3 separate regions of the Homo sapiens genome follow, and all the other regions are linked to region 1. The links are chromatin loops, found by intact Hi-C in ENCODE. Cell type or tissue: HCT116. All regions are shown on one strand. Region 1 overlaps ABHD12 (abhydrolase domain containing 12, lysophospholipase). Region 2 overlaps PYGB (glycogen phosphorylase B). Region 3 overlaps NINL (ninein like).

The links. A loop is a pair of places that touch in the nucleus more often than their neighbours do. Peaks named below come from ENCODE experiments on the same cell type or tissue, not always from the same donor. Only the 100,000 strongest peaks of a DNase experiment are listed, where the experiment ranks them.
Region 2: it touches region 1 in a loop (2.8-fold over the local background); 21 of 110 quality-filtered maps call a loop at or near these places.
Region 3: it touches region 1 in a loop (4-fold over the local background); 2 of 110 quality-filtered maps call a loop at or near these places.

Annotation. Positions count from the first base shown.
Region 1 is chr20:25,305,618-25,313,617 of GRCh38, reverse strand. ABHD12 (abhydrolase domain containing 12, lysophospholipase) reads left to right here. Exons shown (of 13, transcript NM_001042472.3): 7 at 4,043-4,172; 8 at 5,124-5,161; 9 at 5,573-5,652; 10 at 6,703-6,785. Among named protein-coding and RNA genes, the nearest start is that of PYGB, 62 kb to the right of the region's middle. RefSeq lists enhancers at 3,265-3,384, 3,229-4,428. In HCT116, a CTCF peak has its summit at 3,047; DNase peaks (open chromatin) are centred at 3,107, 3,687, 4,087 and 4,557; H3K4me3 peaks cover 2,127 bases; H3K27ac peaks cover 3,290 bases.
Region 2 is chr20:25,251,178-25,259,177 of GRCh38, reverse strand. All of the region lies in intron 1 of PYGB (glycogen phosphorylase B), which reads right to left. Among named protein-coding and RNA genes, the nearest start is that of PYGB, 7.1 kb to the right of the region's middle. In HCT116, no CTCF peak of the experiment used is centred here; no DNase peak of the experiment used is centred here; H3K4me3 peaks cover 555 bases; H3K27ac peaks cover 1,228 bases.
Region 3 is chr20:25,571,563-25,579,562 of GRCh38, reverse strand. The region is part of intron 1 of NINL (ninein like); the gene reads left to right. Among named protein-coding and RNA genes, the nearest start is that of NINL, 10 kb to the left of the region's middle. RefSeq lists a silencer at 156-450. In HCT116, a CTCF peak has its summit at 4,931; no DNase peak of the experiment used is centred here.

The sequences.
Region 1 (8,000 bases):
TTTTATTTTATTTTATTTTATTTTATTTTATTTTATTTTTATTGATCATTCTTGGGTGTTCCTCTGAGGGGGATTTGGCAGGGTCATAGGACAATAGTGGAGGGAAGGTCAGCAGATAAACAAGTGAACAAAGGTCTCTGGTTTTCCTAGGCAGAGGACCCTGCGGCCTTCCGCAGTGTTTGTGTCCCTGGGTACTTGAGATTAGGGAGTGGTGATGACTCTTAATGAGCATGCTGCCTTCAAGCATCTGTTTAACAAAGCACATCTTGCACCGCCCTTAATCCATTTAACCCTGAGTGGACACAGCACATGTTTCAGAGAGCACCAGGTTGGGGGTAAGGTCATAGATCAACAGCATCCCAAGGCAGAAGAATTTTTCTTAGTACAGAACAAAATGGAGTCTCCTATGTCTACTTCTTTCTACACAGACACAGCAACAATCTGATTTCTCTATCTTTTCCCCACATTTCCCCCTTTTCTATTCGACAAAACCGCCATCGTCATCATGGCCCGTTCTCAATGAGCTGTTGGGTACACCTCCCAGACGGGGTGGCAGCCGGGCAGAGGGGCTCCTCACTTCCCAGAAGGGGCAGCCGGGCAGAGGCGCCCCCCACCTCCCAGACGGGGTGGCTGGCCGGTCGGGGGCTGGCCCCCACCTCCCTCCCGGATGGGGCGGGTGGAGACGCTCCTCACTTCCCAGATGGGGCGGCTGCCGGGCGGAGGGGCTCCGCACTTCTCAGACGGGGCGGCTGCCGGGCGGAGACGCTCCTCACCTCCCAGACGGGGTCGCGGCCGGGCAGAGGCGCTCCTCACATCCCAGACGGGGCGGCGGGGCAGAGGCGCTCCCCACATCTCAGACGATGGGCGGCCGGGCAGAGACGCTTCTCACTTCCTAGATGGGATGGCGGCCGGGAAGAGGCGCTCCTCACTTCCCAGACTGGGCAGCCAGGCAGAGGGGCTCCTCACATCCCAGACGATGGGCGGCCAGGCGGAGACGCTCCTCACTTCCCAGACGGGGTGGCGGCCGGGCAGAGGCTGCAATCTCGGCACTTTGGGAGGCCAAAGCAGGCGGCTGGGAGGTGGAGGTTGTAGTGAGCCGAGATCACGCCACTGCACTCCAGCCTGGGCAACATTGAGCACTGAGTGAACGAGACTCCGTCTGCAATCCCGGCACCTGTGGAGGCCGATGCTGGCAGATCACTCGCGGTTAGGAGCTGAAGACCAGCCTGGCCAACACAGCGAAACCCCGTCTCCACCAAAAAAATACGAAAACCAGTCAGGCATGGCAGCGCGCTGCTGCAATCACAGGCACTCGGCAGGCTGAGGCAGGAGAATCAGGCAGGGAGGTTGCAGTGAGCCGAGATGGCGGCAGTACAGTCCAGCTTCGGCTTGGCATCAGAGAGAGACCGTGGAAAGAGAGGGAGAGGGAGACCGTGGGGAGAGGGAGAGCTATTTTATTTTTTTTAAGAGAGGGTTTCGCCATGTTGCCCAGGCTGGTCTTGAACTACTGGGTTCAAGCAGTCTGCCCACCTTGGCCTCCCGAAGTGTTGGGATTACAGGTGTGAGTGAGCCATTGCAACTGACTGCGAGACTGTTTTAAAGTGTATTCTGGCTGGGCACGGTGGCTCACGCCTGTAATCCCAGCACTTTGGGAGGCTGAGGTGGGCAGATTGCTTGAAACCAGGAGTTCGAGATAAGCCTGGGCAGCGTGGCAAAACCCCGCCTCTACTAAAAATACAAAAAAAAGTAGCTGAGCCTGGTGGCAGGTGCCTGTAATCCCAGCTACTCAGGAGGCTGAGGTGGGAGGAAAGCTTGAGCCCAGGAGGCGGAGGTTGCAGTGAGCCAAGATCATGCCACCGCACTCCAGCCTGAGTGACAGAGCGAGACCCTGTCTCAAAAATTTCAAAAAGTGTATTCCACCATGTAGTCCTCAGCTGGAGAGATTAAAGAGTTGATGGCAACGTGGCTGGCTGCCTTCACCTTCTTGTGGGGGCAGGTGGCGTGTCTATCCTCAGACCAAGAGGAGATATGGGAGGGACAAAGGAGAGAGGCTGTCACCTGGATGTGGGGGTTGTGTTAATTCTCTCTTGCTGCTATAACATGTTACCACAAACAGTGCTTTAAACCAGCACACATGTAGCGTCTTGCAGTTCTGGAGGTCAGAAATTCAGAATCTGCAGCCCCCAGGCTGGAATCAGGGTGGGAGCAGGGCTCTCAGGGAGAATGCCTGGCTGCCCTTTCCAGCCACCTGTGTTCCTTGGCTCACAGCCCTTCTGTGATTGAGTCCCAGGTCATCTGGCTCTGACCCTGACTCCTCTCCCTTTTTCTCTGATGAGGACCCTTGTGGTTATTTTGGGCCCACCCAGCTTGTCCAGGATCACCCCCATCTCAAGGCAAGCAGTTAGTAGCTTTCATTCCTTCCATACCTTTCATTCCCCAGCCATGTGACCCAACGCGTTCACAAGTTCCAGGGATTAGGTCATGGACACTTTTGGGGGCCACCATGCTGCCAACCACAGGGAAGAAAGTTCCATCAGGATGACAGTTGTGGGCTGGGAAAAACTCCAGAATGAGGAGCAAGGAAGTGGTTTGCCCTCTCCTTCTCTCCATGTTGACACTGGTTCTCTTCTGCTGCATGCTAGAGACCTTAGGAGAGGGAGAATGAGTGGCTTCTTCCCATTCATCTCCCCGCACTTCTGTCAGGAAATGAAATCCCACGCAGCACTTTCTGTTTCAGTTCTCGTGGAGTCTACGTTTCTAATTGGCACCAAGACTGCCAGCTCCATCTCCGACTGTCCCTCTGTCTCTCTCACTGCATCTGCCTCTTTGTCCGCATCCTTCTGCCTCCTGTCCCTGTCTCTGTGCCTGTCTGTCTGTCCCTGTCAGTCTTCTTGCCTGTCTCTGTGCCTCTCTGTTCCTGTCTCTCAGTCTTCCTGTCTGTCTCTGTCTCCTGTCCCTGTCTCTGTTCTTTTCTTTCTGTCTCATGTCCCCATACCCCTGCCTCCCAGCCTGGCCCTAGCCCTCTGCATGGCCTCCTCCCTCCTCTAGTGTCTGAGTCGGGAAACAGCAAGTTCTGCACTAACTGTTTGCTTACACTGCACAACCTGCTCTTTCTGACCTTTGTGGTGCTTTCAGATCATCTGATGATGACTCACTGCTGGGCTGCTGGAAAGATAATTGCACTCCACCTTTGCTGGAGACTGGGGGAGGGACCCTTGGGAGGTTGTAATTTTGGGGGGCAGAGATGGTAGTGTTTTCTGTTATGGAAACAAGATGCTAATTAGACCCTAAGGGGAAACAGCCCCTTTCCCCTTCCTGGGTCATGGTTGCCTTGAACCCAGAAATGCCCTCCCTGTTCTGGGAGCCTCCGGACTCCACTCCCTGTCCTGCCCCTGACCAAGCCTTCGGCGTTGAGGAGGTTGGTGTCCAGCCAGCGGCCCCGGGGGCTGCTCATCTGACCACGCCATCTGCACTGCTGCTCGTCAGGGCTCGGAGTGGGACACATGGATGCTGCTGGGGGATGGGGGAGAAGTGTAGAGCTGAGGATGGTGGTGGCAGAGGCTTTCACTGCCTTAGACCTCACTAGCTTGCCTGTTAAGAAAGAGAGAGGGAGAAGTGAGCTCACTCCCCTGCCCAAGAGGGTGGGGCAAGTCCCAGCCCTGGCCTGAGGATGCCGGTGCCAGCTCTGAAGCTCTGTGATCTGTTCTGTTAACTCAGCTTGCTGTTAGTTGCCATTCAAATGTGCAGCTCACCAACTTAGAGTGACCCTGTGAGGGGATGTCTGGTTTGTGCAGTCAGCAGGGGCAGGGCAGGGTTGCTGCTGGGCTGCCTTCCCCAGGGCTGGTGGGGATGTGGGGTTGTGCCCGTTCTCCCCACTGCTTGCTCTGCCCAGTGGCCTGGGTGGGTCTGTGGACTCTGGAAGGGTGGGCCAAGCGGGCCCCTCCCTGTCTCCTCCTGGCCCTGGGCCCCCTTGGGGAGGTGTGTTTGTCCAGGTTTTGTGAGCTGCCTTTGACCTCCCCGTCCTGCCGTTTCTCCCTCCCAGGTTGGGGTGACTCAGTGGGAACGCCATCTGAGCGGGGCATGACCTATGACGCACTCCACGTTTTTGACTGGATCAAAGCAAGAAGTGGTGACAACCCCGTGTACATCTGGGGCCACTCTCTGGGCACTGGGTAAGGGACCCCAGCAGGAGGCAGCCTTTAGTGGGAGTCAGTATTCCTGGTGACTCCCATGCCTGGATCTAGAGAGTCCACCATCCCTGCAAACCCTGTGGCACCATTAGTCCCGACCAGCCTCGCTCCCATCCCCATGGCAGAGGCAGGAGGGGAAGTTACAAAGAGACTCCAAAGGATCTGAGCTCCTCGTCCAGGAAGTGGCTCAGGACAGACATAGGCAGTGGAGGTCGAGGGGTCTCCCTAGGGAGACTTGGCTCTGAGGAAGAAGCGTCTTCAGAGCTGAGGGAGGGCACAGTGGGTGGTTTGCTTCTCACAGAGGCCAGGACAGGAGGTACTTCCACACTCCCTTTGTGGGCAGCCTGAGTCATCTCTGCTGATGCGAGGTCCACGTCTCTGCGGGAACCTCTGCTCTCAGGGCCCCAGTCCCCAGACCTTCACTGCCATTCCCTTTCTGCTGCCTTTCCCTTCGGGGCAGCCCTTCTCCCAACACCTGAATGGCCTCTTGTAGGCTGGGAAGCATCAGGAGAGGAGTGGGTGGGGGGCACCAGCCATCCCTTTGGCCGTCTGCGTGGTCCACCAGGTGTGGTCCTGGGATGGCAAGAGGCCCTGGGTGTGGTGGGCTCCAGGAGAGGTGCAGGCAGACGCTGGCCACCCCCAGCCGACAGGCGGCCCGGCCAATGGGAGTGTACGGGCAGTGAGAGGCAGCAGGACACACCTCGGGGACAAGCTGACTGGCTGTGGGTACAGCCCTCATTGCAGGGGTCAGCTGATGGTGGGGCAGCCAGGTCACCCCCAGTGCTAGAGGGATCTCCATTTCCCCCACTCTGTCCTGAAACTCCAGTAGCTTCACAGACCCCATGGCTCCTCTGAGCACTTTCCAGCATAAGGCCCATATCATCTCAAACAATTTTATCATAACTCAACTAAGCTGTTTTTCTTTTTTCCTAGCGTGGCGACAAATCTGGTGCGGCGCCTCTGTGAGCGAGGTGAGTGCCTTGTTGGGCCCCAGCCGTGGCAGTGAGCATTCAGGGTGCTCCCCAGTCCCGGCCCTGCTGCAAGTGCTCAGCGTCCTCATGGAGCAGCATGAGCTGCACATTCTGGGGGGCCCGGGGCTGACCAGCCACCCTTCCCATGATACACCTGAGGAGCTGGGGAGCCTCACACACACAGGTCTGGCCCCAGAGCCGCATCAGCAAGTCTGCTTTTTAGGAGTGACCAGAGCCATCTCTGTTCCCCTGGCGGGCACCCCTGGTGCTATCTGAGGCCTGCCGAGGTGGTTGCCTGGTGGGAGGCGCTGTGGTCTCCTTGTGCTTTCTGGGGGCCCCTCAGAGCCCCACAGGCCACATGTATGTCGCTGGCTTCCTGCCTACCTCTCAGTTCCCTGTTTGTTTATCTAGAGACGCCTCCAGATGCCCTTATATTGGAATCTCCATTCACTAATATCCGCGAAGAAGCTAAGAGCCATCCATTTTCAGTGGCAAGTACAGATTTTATTAAAAATTAACTTTTCATTATTAAGATAAATTATAGAAATAACTAATTACAGGATACATTATAATAATTATTAAAAATTGTTATTTAAATATTCTAATGAATACAGATTTCATTAAAAATTAATACTAGTTTTGGCCACAGAGCTGCCCAAGAAGTATAACCTGCAGCCAGGTGAAATGACAGGTCATAATTGGGTCATTTGAGGGCAGCTGGACACAGTGGAGGCCGGGCTCACGTGGTGTCATCGACTGCATTGTATTGACAGCCCTGCCTTCCTGTTCAGGAGTGGAGCTGGGGGTGCCCCCCTCTCTGTGTATGAGACAGTGCTTGGGGGGCTGGACTGTGTGGACCAGGGAGTCTGGCCTTCCAGTTTTATCTTGGGGAAAGGCCCAGGTGAACCCCAGTGGGAATTCTGGGTAAGCCAGGCCCCACCCAACCTGTGCCCTCCCCAGCTGGGAATGGAACCTTGGACCTTCCCTTAAAACCTAGCCAGTTATTTTCCCCTCCTTCTCACTCTGGTTTGTGATCCCTGTGCTCCCCACTGGCCATGGATTCTCGGGCCTGTGTCAGCCCATGCTGGCCTCATGCTGTTCTGTTACCAACCAGAAGAGCCTTTTATCTTATCTTACTTTTTGGTGCTGCTTTTCTTAAATTGTGTGAGGAAACTGTCCATAGACCCCACTTTCTCAGGGGTGGCGGCCCTGGTGTCTGCGGGAAGACTGGTTTCTGGGGTGGATTCTGGCCTGGCTGGGAGGTGCGGGAGCCCCATTTGCAGGGCAGCCCCTGCCATGCCAGTCTGTGGGGCCTGGCGGGTGATTCTTCTGTTCCTAGCAGCAAAGCCAGGACACGGCCAGGGCAGAAGGTGCCAGGGCACAGCTCTGGTGGCCCCTTGGCAATGTCACCCCTGCTCCCTTAGGTAGGGTAGTTATGGGCAACGCCTTATAGATTTCTGAACTTAAACTGTCTGCACCCTTGACCTGTGCCTGGATATCTTAACCAACGCTTCTGAAAATGGTTTCCATCTTGTCTCCAGATATATCGATACTTCCCTGGGTTTGACTGGTTCTTCCTTGATCCTATTACAAGTAGTGGAATTAAATTTGCAAATGATGAAAAGTGAGTATTATGGGACAGGAACTAATTTTCCTATTTAGAAAAACTCTGAGAACCTCTGGATGAGCCTCTTTAGTCACAGTAATCAAATAGGATGGAATTCAGTGTATTTAGGGTCATTCTCTAGCAAACAGGTCTTTAAAAAGGGAAAGCCTGCTAGGGACCGTGGTTCACACCTGTAATCCCAGCACTTTGGGAAGCTGAGGAAGGCAGATCGCTTGATCCTAGGAGTTTGAGACCAGCCTGGGCAACATAGCAGGGCCCTGTCTCTACAAAAAATCCAAAAATTGACCAGGTATGGTGGCATCGTGTACCTGTGGTCCCAGCTACATGGGAGGCTGAGTTAGGAGGATCACCTGAGCCTGGGGAGGTCAAGACTGCAGTGAACCGTGATTGCACCACTGCACTCCAGCCTGGGTGACAGAGTGAGACCTTGTCTCAAAACAAAACAAAAAAAATTGTGGGCCAGGGGGCAAGTAAAGAACTGTAACAGAAAGAAATAAGAAATCTGAAAAGATTATAGAAGTAAAGCAATATTAAAATAACATAGTTTTTGTCCATAGAGTTGTTTTATTTCAAAATGGTTTGTGAAAACCAAAACACATATTAAAACAGTGATATTAACTGGTTGATTTTTCTTCTTTTTTTTTTTTTTGTTTTTGTTTTTTTGAGACGGAGTCTTGCTCTGTCACCCAGGTTGTAGTGCAGTGGCGTGATCTCAGCTCACTGCAACCTCTGCCTCCTGGATTCAAGTGATTATCCCACCTCAGCCTCCCGAGTACCTGGGATTACAGGTACCCGCCATCATGCCCCACTAATTTTTTTGTATTTTTGTAGAGACGGGGTTTCACCATGTTGGCCGGGCTGGTCTCGAACTCCTGATCTCGGGTGATCTGCTCGCCTTGGCCTCCCAAAGTGCTGGGATTACAGGCGTGAGCCACTGAGCCCTGCTGATACTGACTTAATCAGAAAATGACTTTGCCTCAGCCATTTGATTTGTGTTTGGTTATAGAAATATATTACAAAGTTTATTGTTAAAAATCTATTAGGTAAACCAAAAGTTAAGTATTCTAGTTAAGGGTTCTTTTTTTAAACCTTTTTCAGATTGTATTGATATTGTCTTTGTGACATTTTTATATCATGAATTTTGATTTCTTTAAAAAAAGAGGGAAGTAGGCTGGGCGTGGTGGCTCATGCCTGTAATCCCAGCACTTTGGG
Region 2 (8,000 bases), 54 kb after region 1:
CAGAGATGACACGACCCATGAAGCCAAGCCCCCACTCGGGATTTCATTTATGTCAACCCCATGCACAAAAACTGGGCTTGCTCTGTCAGGCAGCCTGCTGACCGCAGCCCCCAAAAGCAGCCCACCCAGGAGACCCCTCCTCAACACGGCCTTCTCTTCCCTGACCCTCCAGTCCCTGGATGAACACACACTAACTTTCCATGATGTGTGGGGAGGCAGGGCAGGTTGGTGGTTGGGGCCAAGGCACCCAGAACTGGACAGACCCAGGTCTGCACTTAGCTCAGCCTCTTACCAGCCATGTGCCCTTGGGCAAGTTACTTCACATCTCTAACACAGATGTAACACAGGCCATGTCTTCAAGTACTCAATGGAAAGCCCTGAGCACAACTTCTAGCACCCACGTGAAGCACCAATGAACGCAGCACAGACGGCTGAATGGATGCATCCATGTTCCCCAGCAGAAGTCTCTTGGCTGATGCCTGCTGGCTGGCTGGCTTGGGGTTGCCACATGAGCCAGCTCTATGCCAGTGAGGTGCTGTATCAAGGACGGCCACCCATGCAGTGCCTCCTGGGCCCTGAGCGGGGTTCTAGGTGCCCTACTTTCTCTACCGAGTACTTCTCATGGCCATCCACGGGCCTGCAGCGGCCAGGGCTGAATGCTAAGATCAGTGGGCACAACTCCAAGGACTAACAGGATATGTGCACAGCCAACATCTCCCCTGAAATATTTACTAATTGCTTTGGTGGTTTTAACCAGGGGCCAAACACTTTCTGATATTCTTCACTCCAGGAGGAGGAGCTTACTTCCCTGTCTGCCACCTTGAGGGTGGGGTGGATGTAGCGACACCCTGCTGAGGAGCACAGAAAGGAAACGGCAGCAACTTGACAGTGGAGATAGCTGACCACGCTGACCGGCACCATGTAGTGATTCCCTGGAATTCTACATGGGTCGTCGGTGAGGTCCATAAAGTTTTTAATACATAACTTAAGAATACTCTATAAATACCTAAATCTACAAATTGAAAGAACACACACACACAAATGATAGCTCTGTCTTCAATGGCCTGTTTTTACTTTTTTGATCATTTGAATATAGGCTTCTACATTACTGTATAAATTCCAAAGTCCTTTACGTCACAGGAATTACAGCAGCATAATTAATGAGTCCTCATAGCCGCTATAAGTACAACTACTGCTGCTGTCACTCACAGTCAGGCCTCTTGTGGACTTTCATCATGCTGGATTTTATTTACACTACATTTGAACGAACTTAATATTCTATGGGGTTTCCATAGCACCTGCCTCCCCCCTCTGGCAGAGGAAGCCACAGGCACTGTCCAGGCAGGGTTTATTAACCAGTGCGAAATCATACTGAGCCCAACTAGACCCTGGCTATCTGAGAAAATACTGTGGGTCAAGTATTAACAAGAGGTTTTATAAAAAGCTGACAGGCCAGGAACATGACCAGAATGTTTTTACTTTGCCTTTAACTAAAAATGTATATTTTTTTTTAAGAGATGACGGTCTCACTATGTTGCCCAGGCTGGCTGCAAACTCCTGGCCTCAAGTGATCCTCGCGTCTCAGCCTCCCAAGCAGCTGGCACTACAGGTGCATGCCACCACACCTGGCTAAAATGTGGATTTTTAGGTTGTAGTTTGCTCTCTCTGCAAAAGTTCCTAACTTCTACTTAGAACTTTTCTACTGTGGGGAAAAAGTTTACCAGTTATGTCCCAAGAGCTTGATTATCTCTGTTTGTAAGGGACAGGACTGACACGGGAAGTGCTGGGCCTAGACTCGAAGCCTGTGCGTCTCCAATTGTCCAGGTTGCATGCAGACATCGAGGGTTCTGCAGCCTCCTGCTGAAGCACAGCCCCCAAGGCACTGCCCAGGGCCTGCCGGGCCACAGGCTCTGTCCTTGGGGACTGCAATGTGTTTTGCTGCTTTGAGGTTTTTCTGCAACTTGTTTCAATTTAAGAACTTTCATCATTTGCTGAGATGTGTCTATTTTGCTTTTACCTTAATATGGTTCAGAGTGAAAACCATGAAACTGAAAAGAGGCTTGCTGGAGGAGCTGGCCAAGAAAATGCAGACTTGAATGGTACAGGCTGGGGTCTCATCCCAGCTCCCTGCCCTGGCTAGCTGGGTGACCTGGGCAAGTCACTCAGCCTCTGAGAGGACCACATTCACCTGTGGGCTCGCACAGGGCTAGGCTAGGACTCAGGCAAGGCTGGTTCCCCTCACCATACCAGACTTTTCAAGGAGAAATGCAAAGCCTAGAAAGTTGCCAAGTGGCAGTTCTGAAAAAAACCATGTAAAGGCATAGGCTTTGTCCAAGCAACAGCCTAGGGACCTAGCTCTTCCATGACCCCAAATCCTGCTGCTGCAGGACAGCCTCTTTCCACTCACTCCCCTCTGGCTCCTCTTGTGCAACCATGAACAGGGCTTCCCTGCTCAGGGAGCGCTGGTTGGAGAACTGGACTCACCTGCTTCAGCCTGAAAATGCCAACACGATCCCTTAACCTCCCTGCTCAGCAGCTCTGCTCTAAGGAGGCCCTGCCGCCTGGGATTGAACTGGGCCATTGATCTTTCTACCATGGTCCCTTCTTGCAATATGACATAACAAGTGTTAAGTAGCCTAAAGCCAGCCTGTTTTTTGTTTTTGTTTTTGTTTTTTTTTTTTTGAGACAGAGTTTCGCTCTGTTGCCCAGGCTGGAATGCAATGGTGCAATCTTGGCTCACTGCAACCTCCACCTCCTGGGTTCAAGCCAGGCCCTCCACTTTTTTTTTTTTAACAGAGTTTATCACATGCAAAGCCTACACAACCAGGCAAATAATAGAAAAACATAAAGCTCAAAAATAGATGAAAATATGATCAACACGAACAGTACACCAAATACCAATCACCTAAAGACACCTTAGGAGTTAACAGACTCTGAAAAGAGAGTGTAACACCAACTGGCAGAGCCTCATTTTGTTCTTTACAGACAGAGATTCACAGAATTGGGCCTGTGGAGACCACCAATTTTTTCTCCCTTTTCTGAAGGGATTTTTAACTAGAGTCTTCATTTAACGTTAGTGTCTTAATACTCTGGTGGAAAAAGAAAGAACTTTCCCAACATTCAGGGAAACAAAAGAAAGAGCTGGAGCCAGGTGTGATGGCTCATGCCTATAATCCCAGCACTTTGGGAGGCTGAGGCAGGTATATCACTTGAGGTCAGGAGCTCAAGACCAGCCTGGCCAACATGATGAAACCCCGTCTCTACTAAAAATACAAAACTAGCTGGGCGTGGTGGTGCACACCTGTAATCCCACCTATTCGGAAGGCTGAGGCAGGAGAATCGCCTGAACCCGGGAGGCGGAGGTTGCAGTGAGTAGAGATCGCGCCACTGCACTCCAGCCTGGGCAACAAGAGCAAAACTCCACCTCAAAAAAAAAAAAAAGAGTTGGGCGGCTGCTTTCACCAAGATGAAGAGCCTCATTCTACAGGCAGATCTGGTCTGAAACCGGTCCCCTCCTGTCCCCAGGAAAGCACAGCAACTCTCCTTTTGTGTATTCGATTCTGTCGGTGCCAGCATGCCTCAGACCAGCCGCCCTCTACTGGTTCCTACATGGGCACAGAGTGACTCACAGGGCAGAGTGTCCCTCCCTGCCACCCAGGCACTATGGACAGAGCTGGCCCTGATAAGACACAGGAACACAGGCCACTGAGCCAGCCAGAGGCCAGTGGGCACCACGTTCCACCAGCCAGGCCTTGGAGCGGGGGCTCCCAGCCCCTCCAGACACAAAGGGGCCACCTCCCTGGGCTGGACCTGCTGGCTCCTGCTGGTGAGCTGAGCAGTCTCAGATACCATCCAGGGGAACCGAGGTCCTGTGGGAGGAGAGATGTTGAGGGGCCTCCCACCTGCCAGACGCTGAGGTTGGTCTTTGGTTTCCTTGACAGTGTCACAGTGTCCACTCCACTGTGTCTGAGGGGGCTTCTGGGGAGTTGCTCACAGAGCAATCTGATAATCCACTACTGTATCTGCTGTAAGGATGTGAGGATTAGCTAGCACATCTCTCAAGCTCCCAGCCTGTGATGTCACACGGTACTTTCTTAATGAATTAACTGCCAGGGAAACTTGGCTTCCCATGAACAGTGGGCAGGCTTCTCAACGTGGATCGTGGATTTCCTTCTCACTCCAGTACCTACGACTCAAACACAGGTCTGTTTGCTCAATTTTGAAAATGTCAAATGTAAAAGAATTATAGAACTTTAGAACTTATGGGGATCTTAAGAGATCACTTGGTTCTGTAGTAAACAAATTCCTTCTACACTCCATGACACACATTGCCACAAGTCACTGTCTCCCGCCTTCTATGCAATTAAGCTCCACAAAAAGTCTATTCAGTACTAATCCAGAGCCAGAAAGCGATGGGAGCCTTCTCCTTATCACTGACAGAGCCTAATCAACTTACACTAAGTGATCTGGACCGTGTCAAACTATATTTATACCTAGTGAGCTACCAGTCATCGTTTTTAAACACTACTTTAATCTTTCATTTTAACTGTTTGTAGGCCGAGAAATGCCACTTACCTATACCTAAAATTACATGTCATTCCTACTCAAGGTACTGTTGAAGACACTGTTAACCGAACTTCTCTTACTGTCCAATTACCTTTCTAAATCTGTGTTCACTTCTCTTCCCTTCACCGTATCCTAAGAATGCCATTCTGCATGGGTGAGAAAAAGCCAGCTCCTATCTCCTGCGGTTATTTGCTGCATGTCTTAGGATGCTTTGAATTTCCAAATGGCTTAAAGCTTTGATCCGTTTAATAATAATAATAATAAAAGATATAATCTGAAAAGACTTCTAAAGTTCTCCCAATTATTTATTTGTATTTTTTACAATTGTATTATTGCATTTTATTTGTATTTATTAAGCAGGACAGCTGGTGACACTGAAAAGATTTGCAGACAACAGCACTGTGTTGATTAAAATGTCCAGAGTTTAACTGCTCTACTGTGGGTGTGTAGGAGAGCTTCCCTGTTTTTCCGGAGTACTCACTGCCGTTTTTGGGGGTGAAGGGGCAACAAGGCTATGACTCAGTTTTTTTTTTTTTTTTTGAGACAGAGTCTCGCTCCGTTGCCCAGGCTGGAATGCAGTGGCGTGATCTCAGCTCACTGCAACCTGCTCCTCCCAGGTTCAAGCAATCCTCCTGCCTCAGTCCCCCAAGTACCTGGGACTACAGGCGCCCACCACCATGCCTGGCTAATTTTTGTATTTTTAGTAAAGAAGGGGTTTCACCTTGTTGGTCAGGCTGGTTCTTACTTTCAAATGATTCGGAGAAAAATGAACTTACAGCGACAAAATGACCTAACAAGTGTGTTGCAATGTTTAACATCTGGGGAATCCGGATGAAGCGTCAACAGGAATTACAAGAAATCTCTGTATTATTCTTGCAACTTTTTAAGGGTCTGAAATCACATAAAGTTTAAAAGGAAATATGGCTGAGATGTGGAGGTGAGGTCGGTTACCTTATTTTATTTTATTTTATTTTATTTTATTTTATTTAGGCAGAGTTGCCCAGGCTGGAGTGCAATGGCGCAGTCTTGGCTCCCTGGTTCAAGCAATTCTCCTGTCTCAGCCTCCCGAATAGCTGGGACTGCAGATGTCCACCACCACGCCCGGCTAATTTTTGTATTTTTAATAGAGACCAGGTTTCACCATATTGGTCAGGCTGGTCTCGAACTTTTGACCTCAGGTGATCCACCTGCCTCAGCCTCCCAAAGTGCTGGGATTACAGGTGTGAGTCACCACGCCCGGCCATATTTTATAAAGCCACCACGGCCCCTGTGGATTAGTCAGGGTTCTCCAGAGACACAGAACAGTAAGGTATGTGTAGAGAGAGACAGATTTAAGAAATTGGCTCAAGTGATTCTGAAGTGCAAGGCCACAACCTACAGAGTGGGGTGGGCCAGCAGGCTGGAGACCCAGGCAAGCTGCAGCTCTGGTGCAAGGTAGCTGGTGGCAGGGTTTGTTCTGCAAGGCCTTCCCCCATGGGAGGCTGTGAAACTGTGATGTAATGAGATATACTTATTTGTTCTTCCTGGCCTGTGCTCCTAACACCCTTGTAATTTCCTAAGTGATAAGAGCAATAAAAATGAAAGAAGTGTCTTTTGTTATTCATAACAAGTCCCTTTCAACCACGCCTGATGTGGTCACCAAAAGGTGACTTTTGGCAAGCCCCTCAGGGCAGAGGCTGGCTGCCAGGGGAACCAGCTCTAATTAGAGGGTTGGAAGTTTCAGGCCCACCCCTCCCGCCAGCCCCAACCTCCAGTGAAGGGAGAGGGGCTAAAGGCTGAGCTCATCACCAATGGCCAATAATCACACTAGGTAACTGCGGCCTCCATAAAATCCCCAACTGAAGGGGATGGAAGAGCTTCCTTCCAGTTCAGTGAATCCTGGAGGTGCTGGGACAGTGGCACCTGCAGAGGGAATGGAAGCCCCTGCACCCTCCCTCAGACCTGCCCTCTGCATATCTTCTATCTGGCTGTTCCTGGGTTGTATTCCTTGTAAGTAATTGGTAAACGCAAGTGAAGTGTTTCCCTGAGTTTCATGAGCCATTCTGGCAAATCATCAAACCTGAGGAGGCTGTCGGTCAGAGGTCAGAAGGGAGGTCCTGATGTGCAACTGACATCTGGGGTGGAGAAGTCTTGTGGGACTGAGCCTTTAGCCTGTGGGATCCGAGGCTACATCTAGGTAGACAGCATCAGAACGGAACTGAATTGTAAGATGCTCAGTCAGTGTGGGAAACACCACCCCCCGACCCCCCCAGAGGGACATCCACGTTACTATCTAGGCACAACAGCCAAGTTGACACATAAAACCAGCCACCACAGCCTGCAAGGGCAGAGGCCAGGCTGTCTTCTGCAGAAAATGAAGGCACACACTGTAGGCTTCTCCATCTGCTAAAATGACAGCTGAGGCCTACCTTCCAAGTGGCTAGCTGTCAGCAACACAAAACAGCACCCACCATCAGCTACTGGTCAGAGAAAATGACTTTGAGCGATCTGCTGTCAGGGAAGCCTGCCCAGGAGATGCAAGCTCAACTTCACACATAAAAGTGGAAATACATCAGAAAAATTGGGAGTGTTAGGATTCCGGAGGCTGGTACCACAACTGACTAATTAAAACAAATCCCAGAAGTGGGGATCACAGAGCAGAAGGGTCTGCAAAACACTTCTCTAGATCATCTTCTTTAACTCCTGGGTCCAGCCAAACCAAAAGATTAATCGTATTTCATTGTGTTTATCTCATTAGGAATATTTAGGACAGCAGTGTGGGCCCCAAGGTAGAGCTGCTTTTCCTTAATCTGTGTTGTAGTCATGCCAGGAGCTTATGGGAAGAGTCTCAAAAACTGATTGTTACATCCACTGCAGGGGTGCTGCAGGTCAGTGGCTCAGCACATCGACAACACAGCTTCACAAAGGCCCACAGAATAAACCGTGCAACTGTCCTTTCAGGATGTTATAGAAGGGATCCCGTGACTCTCATAACTGGGCATGGGCTGCTTTCACTGCCAGGATCCTGGTCTGTGTTTTGTGTCCTGACCCTCACTGTCCCACCCCAACCCTCACTCTGAGGCCTTCTAATGTGAACCTTTTGTGCTGTATCTAGCATAAGCATCCTCAAATTCTCTCTGGATAGAGATGGAATGTCAATTCAATATGAAATAGAAACATTTTAACTCTAACATTTCAGAATGGCAACAGACTTCGGAAACATCACCAGCTTGATTCCCCTCATTTTAAAGATGAGAAAACTGAGGCCAATAATGGCAAAGAAATCCGCCCAAGCCCACAGTTGCACAGACCGAATGGAAAGGCCAGGATGAAAAGGAGCGTGGAATCACGCACACCCTTTCTTCTCCATGCAGCGCAATCCCAGGCTCTGCAGCTTCAGGTTGGACTCTCCTTGCCACCTTGCCACCACTTCAGAGAATCCATTAAATGTCTTC
Region 3 (8,000 bases), 270 kb before region 1:
GGGACAGGAAGGACAGGCTTTTGGGTGCCTGGTCCGTGGGGGCTGTGTGAGCCTCACCATAAGGTAGCGTGTCACCTGTGCCCAGTCCCCGTGCATGACTTGTGCACTGGTTGTGGCTGCCAGAAATGGAGCTCAGGTCTCCTGGTGTTTTGTTTTTAAATTTTGAATGAGCATTCAGTAGGTGCCAGGCACTGTTCTCAGTGTTTTTGTTAAATTCTTTCACGGAGTACTCATAGCAGGAGGCTGAGCCGGGGTGTACTGTTGCCCCCATCTCACACACAGAGAGTGCGAGGGTCAGAGAGGATAATAACATACTCAGGGTCACATGGAGGTCAGGGGTGCTCCGGTCTGGAGAGGCTCTGCAAATTCCATGTCCCCTGCTGTGCCTCCCAACACAGTGGGGTTTCCAACATCCCTTACTGCCTCCGAGGGACTATATCATTTCTTTACCTTAACAAGAAGATGAGGTATTTTCAGTGCTAGAGAAAAGCTGTGACTTATGTGATCCTGTCTACACATGCTGGTTGAGAAGCAGTATGAGGACTGTTAGCTCAAAGTCCCATTTTTATTTTATTTATTTATGTTTTAGAGACAGGGTTTCACTGTGTTGCCTGGCTTGACTTGAACTCCTGGGTTCAAGCATTCTCCCACCTCAGCCTCCCAAGTAGCTGGGACTACAGGCATGTGCATGACTCCATTTAATTTAATTTAATTTAATTTTGCTTGAGCTTTACTGCTTGATCAAATTCCTTTTTTTTTTTTTTTTTTTGGAGATGGAGTCTCGCTCTGTCACCCAGGCTAGAGTGGTAGTGGGCGATCTCCGCTCACTGCAAGCTCCACCTCCCAGGTTCACGCCATTCTCCTGCCTCAGCCTCCTGAGTAGCTGGGACTACATGCGCCCGCCACCATGCCCGGCTAATTTTTTCTATTTTTAGTAGAGACGGGGTTTCACCGTGTTAGCCAGGATGGTCTCGGTCTCCTGACCTCATGATCCACCTGCCTCAGCCTCCCAAAGTGCTGGGATTACAGGTATGAACCACTGCGCCCAGCTAATCAAATTCCATTTTTAAGCAAGAGTATTAAGGACTTAATGAATTGTGCTTTGCTTTTTGTGGCTTTGTGTGCGTGTGTGCGCCCATGGAAATAACATTTCAGGGCCGGGCGAGGTGGCTTATACCTGTAATCGCAGCACTTTGGGAGATTGAGGCGGGCAGATCACTTGAGGTCAGGAATTTGAGACCAGCCTGACCAACATGGTGAATCCCCGTCTCTACCAAAAATAGAAAAATTAGCCAGGTGTGGTGGGGCACACCTGTAATCCCAGCTACGCCAGAGGCTGACATGGAAGAATCGCTTGATCCTGGGAGGCGGAGGTTGCAGTGAGCCAAGATTGCGCTACTGCACTCCATGGGCGCCAGAGTGAGATTCCGTCTAAAAAAAAAAAAAATCACGCCTGTAATCCCAGCACTTTGGGAGGCCGAGGCAGGCAGATCACCTGAGGTTGAGAGTTCAAGACCAGCCTGACCAACGTGGAAAAACCCCATCTCTACTAAAAATACAAAATTAGCCAGGTGTGGTGGTACATGCCTGTAATCCCAGCTACTCCATAGGCTGAGGCAGGAGAATCTCTTGAACCTGCGAGGTGGAGATTGCAGTGAGCCGAGATCGCGCCATTGCATTCCAGCCTGGGCAACGAGAGTGAAACTCCATCTCAAAAAAAAAAAAAAGAAAAGAAAAGAAAATATTTCAGAAAAATGAGTCTGTTCCTGGGACTAGGACAGTAGTAAGCCCCGAGCTTCTGCTGGCCCCACACAAAGAGGGGTGGTGGGCTCCCCCGCCAGGATGGACCTCACAGGAGCTCTATTCACAAAGAGGACCTCCAGGTTCCCCTTAGAGTCATGGGTGGTGTCAGACCCTAAACATGAGAACCAGCATCAGTCAATATAGTGCAATATTCACTAACTTGGAGTTTTCGTTTCAAGGGCATAGGAATGTAGTAAACAGCTATTAATTATTTAAAAATCAACAGGGAGAGTCTGCTCGGTGCAGATTTTGAGTAGGTTGTCCCAACCCCAGGGAGAGCTCCTTGTATCTGGAAGGCCTCTGCCTGTCCTGTACTCAAGTGACCTGAGGAGGGATGTGCTGGACTGTCCGGCCACGTGGCCTTGGGACTTCCAGCCATGCTCGGGAGGAGGACAAAACCAGGCAGGCAGAAGTGGGTAGCGTGCCAGGTCTCCAACACAGGAGAGGCGGCAGGGCCTTGAACAGACTTGGGGACGCGTGTCTCCATGTGGACCAGTGAGTAAAACTGAGTACCCACGGTCCTGGGATGACCAGCAGGGACTCCAGAGGGCGGGCTGCAGCCCGGCCAGTTAGCTCCCTGCTTCAGGCAACGTTGTCACTGCTCTCCAAGGCCCCAAATGAAGGTAAGTGACAGGCTGAGATTTTCCCCAACTCTGGGTAGGGACAGAAACGTGGATGCCCAATTTCGGAACCCCACAATCTACATTAATGGCCTGTACTGATTTCTGGTACGGTTCCTCAGGAAACTGTGTCAAGCAGGATGTTTGCAGGGGCAGGTCTGAAGTGGACACAGTCCACAGCCTGCATAGTTCAAGACCAGCCAGGCCTTGCTCTGTGGCAAAAGTTTTAAACTGTACTTGATAGTGTACACTGTTGCACAGCTTTAAAGCGAAGCAATTCTTGATACATTTTAAATTCTTACTGAATTTTTATTATTTCCAACTGTGCACATAAAGTAAGACTCTTATCATTGTAGACTTTCACCACTTAAAATTCTCAGGCTGGCACGGTGGCACATGCATGTAATCCCAGAACTTTGGGAGGCTGAGGTGAGAGGATCTCTTGAGTTCAGGAGTTCGAGACCAACCTGGGCAATGTACTGAAACCCCATCTCTACCAAAAAAAAATGAAAAATTAGCTAGGCACAGTGGCATGTGCCTGTGGTTCAAGCTACTTGAGAAGCTGAGGTAGGAGGATCACTTGAGCACGGGAAGTGGAGGCTACAGTGAGTGGGGATGCACCACCGCACTCCAGCCTGGGTAACAGAGCAAGATCTTGTCTCAAAAAAGTAAAATAAAATAAAAATGAATAAACTTCTCATAATTCAAACTCACATAAAGGTGACTACCCTGCTGCAGTCACCATGCTAACCAAGCGATTGCAGTTACTGTCACCAGTTATGAGACATCTGTGCCCCCCATGAGATGTGCCAAGGACACACCTGACCCAGGTGTTCCTGCCACCCTTGAATCTAATTGTGCAGACACCAGACAGACTCTGGGACATTCTACATAACGCCCTGCCTGTGTCTACTCCAAAGACTTCAAAGTTCAGAAACAGAGACTGAGAAAATGGTCTGGTTTAAAGGGACAGGAAAACCGTGTACAGTGCTTGTCTCTGAATTGGAAACTGGACTGGGGTGAAAAAGATAGCTGTAAAGGACATTGTTGGCACCATGGACAGAATTTGATCTGAATGGTGGATTGTATAAATGTCAAATTTCCCTAGTTTGTTGTACTGTGACTGTCTCCTTGAGCTTAGTGAATACATTTTGAACTATTTAGGGATACAGGGGCACAAAGTCTGATACCCGATTTCAAATGGAGAAGGAGAGGAGCAGGGGTAGATAGATGATATGGAGGGAGGGAGGAAGTGAGGGAGAGAAAATGACAAAATGGTTGTGGTAAAGGGGAAAAGTGGAAACAGGTGGTGAAGCCAGCCGAGTGAGGGAGTATTGGAGAATTTTTTGTACTATTCTTACAAGTTTTTTTTTTTGTTGTTTTGTGTTTTTTTTGAGACTGAGTACTTGCTCTGTCGCCCAGGCTGGATGGCGCGATCTCGGCTCACTGCAACCTTTGCCTCCTGGGTTCCAACAATTCTCCTGCCTCAGCCTCCTGAGTAACTGGGATTACAGGCCCACGCCACCATGCCCAGCTAATTTTTTACTTTTTAGTAGAGACGGGGTTTCACCATGTTGGCCGAGCTGGTCTCGAATTCCTGACCTCATGATCCATCCACCTTGCCCTCCCAAAGTGCTGGGATTACAGGCGCAAGCCACCACACCTGGCCTATTCTTTTTTTTTTTTTTTTTTTGAGACGGAGTCTCGCTCTGTTGCCCAGGCTGGAGTGTAGTGGCGCAATCTCGGCTCACTGCAAGCTCCGCCTTCTGGGTTCATGCCATTCTCCTGCCTCAACCTCTGGAGTAGCTGGGACTACAGGCGCCTGCCACCACGCCCAGCTAATTTTTGTATTTTTAGTAGAGACGGGGTTTCACCATGTTAGCCAGGATGGTCTCGATCTCCTGACCTCATGATCCGCCCGCCTCGGCCTCCCAAAGTGCTGGGATTACAGGTGTGAGCCACCGCACCTGGCCTATTCTTTTAAATTTTCTATACATTTGAAAGTTTTTCAGAATAACAAGTTAAAAAGCTAGTCCTATATTCACTGCCATCTAAAGACCTCCAACCAATAAAAAGTTTACTATATTTCATCTATTCTAAGATAAACCTTTTTTTTTCTTTGCTTGATAGTATTTTTGACTTGGGGGTACATTTAAAAACTGATGCCATCTTAGCACTGGGTCACATTTTGACAGCAGTTTTTCGTCATCATTTGTCTTAGAATTAGTGGCATCTCAAATTTGATGAAATACTGTATTTTTCTCTGGCTCTGTTATGTGAGGAGGTGGGAAAAAAGAAGACTCCTAGGAGCTTTGCATGTGACATTTTTTCAGCCCCTCATGCCCACATCTACACTCAAGGATTCCACCCCCATACCATGTAGCTACATTAAACTCAACATATTCCAGACTGGATTTCTGTCTGCACCTCTATCTACCATGCCAATCTGTGCTTCCTCTGTTTCCTCCCTCAAGGAACAGAAACCTGATATTTAGCCACCGATGGCCCCAGAAGGTCCAACAGGAGGAGCTCCAGGACCTGTCTAGGAGGGGAGATGTGGACACTTCCTGTAAAGTGGGGCATGCATGAGGAGGAGGTGGCCTGGATCCTTCCCTTTCTGGGTAAAGGGTGGAAGCGGTGTGGATTCTTTACTTCGTGTGTTCTGATAGCCATGTGTCACTGTGTACTTGTTCTTTGGGTCTTCACATCTCCTCCTGTTGCATTTTAAAGCATTTCAATGGCATTTTTATGCCTAATAAAGCATTCTCCTAGAAAAAAAAAAAAGACGGTGGTGGGCACAAGGCCCTTGCCCAGCCATGCCATGGCACAGACACTAGCTTTGTTTCTTGAAATGACTTTGGGATCCAGATGTCTGTGCTTCATTTTCTCCATTGTCAAGTGAGAATAGTTTTCCTGAGTCAGTTGAGATAATGGACAAGGGAATTTAAGGTGCCATAAAGCTCTAAAATTCTGTGATTTAAAATAGGGGACTTTTGAAACAGTCATTTATACTAGAATCATTCAAATAACAGATACACTTTAGGCAAACAGCTCTGAGCGCAGACGTCAGTGAAGGGCAGGGGTGTGGCTGGTTTCTCTGCTTCCTGACTCCCCACACTCCTTCCCAGGTTTCTTTCCCTTATTGGTTCCTGTTTCTGGGTGATTTTTACACTGGATGCTTGCAGGGAATTCATTCCTGACCACCAGGAACAGGTGTGCTGTATGGAACAGGCTATGGCCTGATGCTCCAGGCTCTTGTCTGCTCCAGGGTCCCTAGTCACCGCCATGTTGGAAACTTTTCAGGTCTCCTCAGACCTTGAACTCTATGTGTGTCAGACTTAGAAATGGTTCCATGCAAAGTCTTTTTAGTTGACTCAGGGGAAACTGCATCAGCCCAGGATTGTAACATTTTATTTTAGTTTATTTTGTTTGGCATGGACTTCAAGTAGTTGCAATAGCAAAATATGGTAATTTTCCCATCAATGGGCTCCTCAGATTGCTGTGTTTTATCTACATTTAGGTTGACAGGCAATTCTGAATCCTCTTTTAGGGCCTTTGAATTGTTGGTGTTGACACTGACCTTCACAGCAGGCTCATTCTTTAGAAATAGAAACCCCAAATGTTCAGGCCTCTGTCAGAGTCTGTGCACTTTAGGATACGTGTAGAGAGCGTAGAAGAGCATCAGTGTTGTGTGTTATGCCTCTAGGCTCCTAATCGCATGGCTGGAATTTCAGATATGAAAGTTGGAATAATCATGAGAAAAGGGGTAGACTGTTCTTAGGATTTTTCAGCATAGATTTTATAGGCTATGTTATTTTATTCTTTAATTTTTTTTTTTTTTTGAGATGGAGTTTTGCTCTTGGCGCCCAGGCTGGAGTGCAGTGGTGTGATCTCGGCTCACTGCAGCCTCCGCCTCCCAGGTTCAAGCAATTCTCCTGCCTCAGCCTCCCGAGTAGCTGGCACTACAGGCATGTGCCACCATGCCCAGCTAATTTTTGTATTTTTAGTAGAGACAGGGTTTCACCATGTTGGCCAGGCTGGTCTGGAACTTCAGACCTCAGGTGATCCGCCCGCCTCGGCCTCCCAAAGTGCTGAGATTACAGGTGTGAGCCACCACGCCTGGCCTATTCTTTTATTTCTTTATAGTCAACATGAAACTAGAAAGGTTACACCCAGGTTCTGGGGAAGAGAAAGTGTCTCAGTTTTATAACAGATGGATAGAATGGACCGGGACGTGGAATGTTTGGTTGAAGTATTGCTTTTTTGTTCTGGGGAGGAAGCAAGTTAATATTCTTTCCTTATAATTCAGTTTACTAATACAGATTCTTACATGACACTAGGGCTTTTCAGGTTGATTTAGAGCTGGAAGAGACATTTTCCGTGTATTTTGGATATCAAATTCCTGTACTTATTTCATGGAAAAACTTTTAGAAAACTATCAAAACTACCTTATATGCTTGTGTGCTGTTAGTAGGTATGGGGCAGTATGTAAAGGTTTGTGTTCCAACTCTGGCGTTATCACTCACTGTGAGTTCACTTAGCAGATCTGTGACCTTGGGCAAATTGCTTAGCCTCTTCTGTGGCTCAATTTCCTCACCTGTAAAATGGGTAATAATAGTGCCTTCTTCAGAAGGATAAATTCCAAAGTGCCTAGGAATGTGTCCAGTACATGATGAGCACTCAAGAAATACAAGTTTTATATCACCAAAAGATAATTACAAAAGCAAGCACCGTAGTGAGGGGTCAGTGGTAGAGACACCTCTCCAGTGGCTCTGACAGCTCAGAGAGTGGGCCCCAGCACTGCACTCCCAGGGAGGGAGTGTTAAGAAAATCTCCTGGGGCCGTTTTTTTTCCCCTCAACCTTTAAGGTCACTTGACTGAAACAAAAATAAATTGCAACAATTGTCTCATTAAAAAAAAAAAACTACTCAGAATGGCAAAATGTGCAAACACTTCAAAAAAGTATAAACTTAGGCAACTTAAAGGAACAGACTGTATTACTAAGATGCTGTGGTGACCCTGCAGGGTCTGTCCTCATGTCCTCCTGTGTCTGCACATGCGTTCTGCAGAGTTGAAAGCTGTGTGTGCTAGGCTTCTGCTGAGTTCTCTTGGTTAGTGTTTTTATAGACAGGTGTCTGCATGTTGACACAGTACATGGCCTGTTAGCTTCAGTGCTGTTGAAAATATATACCGTGATGTGTTTCCCTTTTGTTAGGATTTTGATTTTTTGCTGAGCTAAAGCAACCTTTTTTTTTTTTTTTTTTTTTTTTTTCAGACAGAGTCTCACTCTCTTGACCAGGCTGGAGTGCAGTGGTGTGATCTTGGTTCACTGCAACCTTTGCCTCCCAGGATTCAAGCAATTCTCCTGCCTCAGCCTCCTGAGTAACTGGGATTACAGGCGTGTGCCACTATGCCCAGCTAATTTTGTATTTTTAGTAGAGACAGAGTTTCACCATGCTGGCCACACTGGTCTGAAATTCCTGACTTCAAGTGATCCACCTGCCTCAGCCTCCCAAAGTACTGGGATTCCAGGTGTGAGCCACTGTGTCCAGCCTAAAGCAACTTTTAAATAGCATT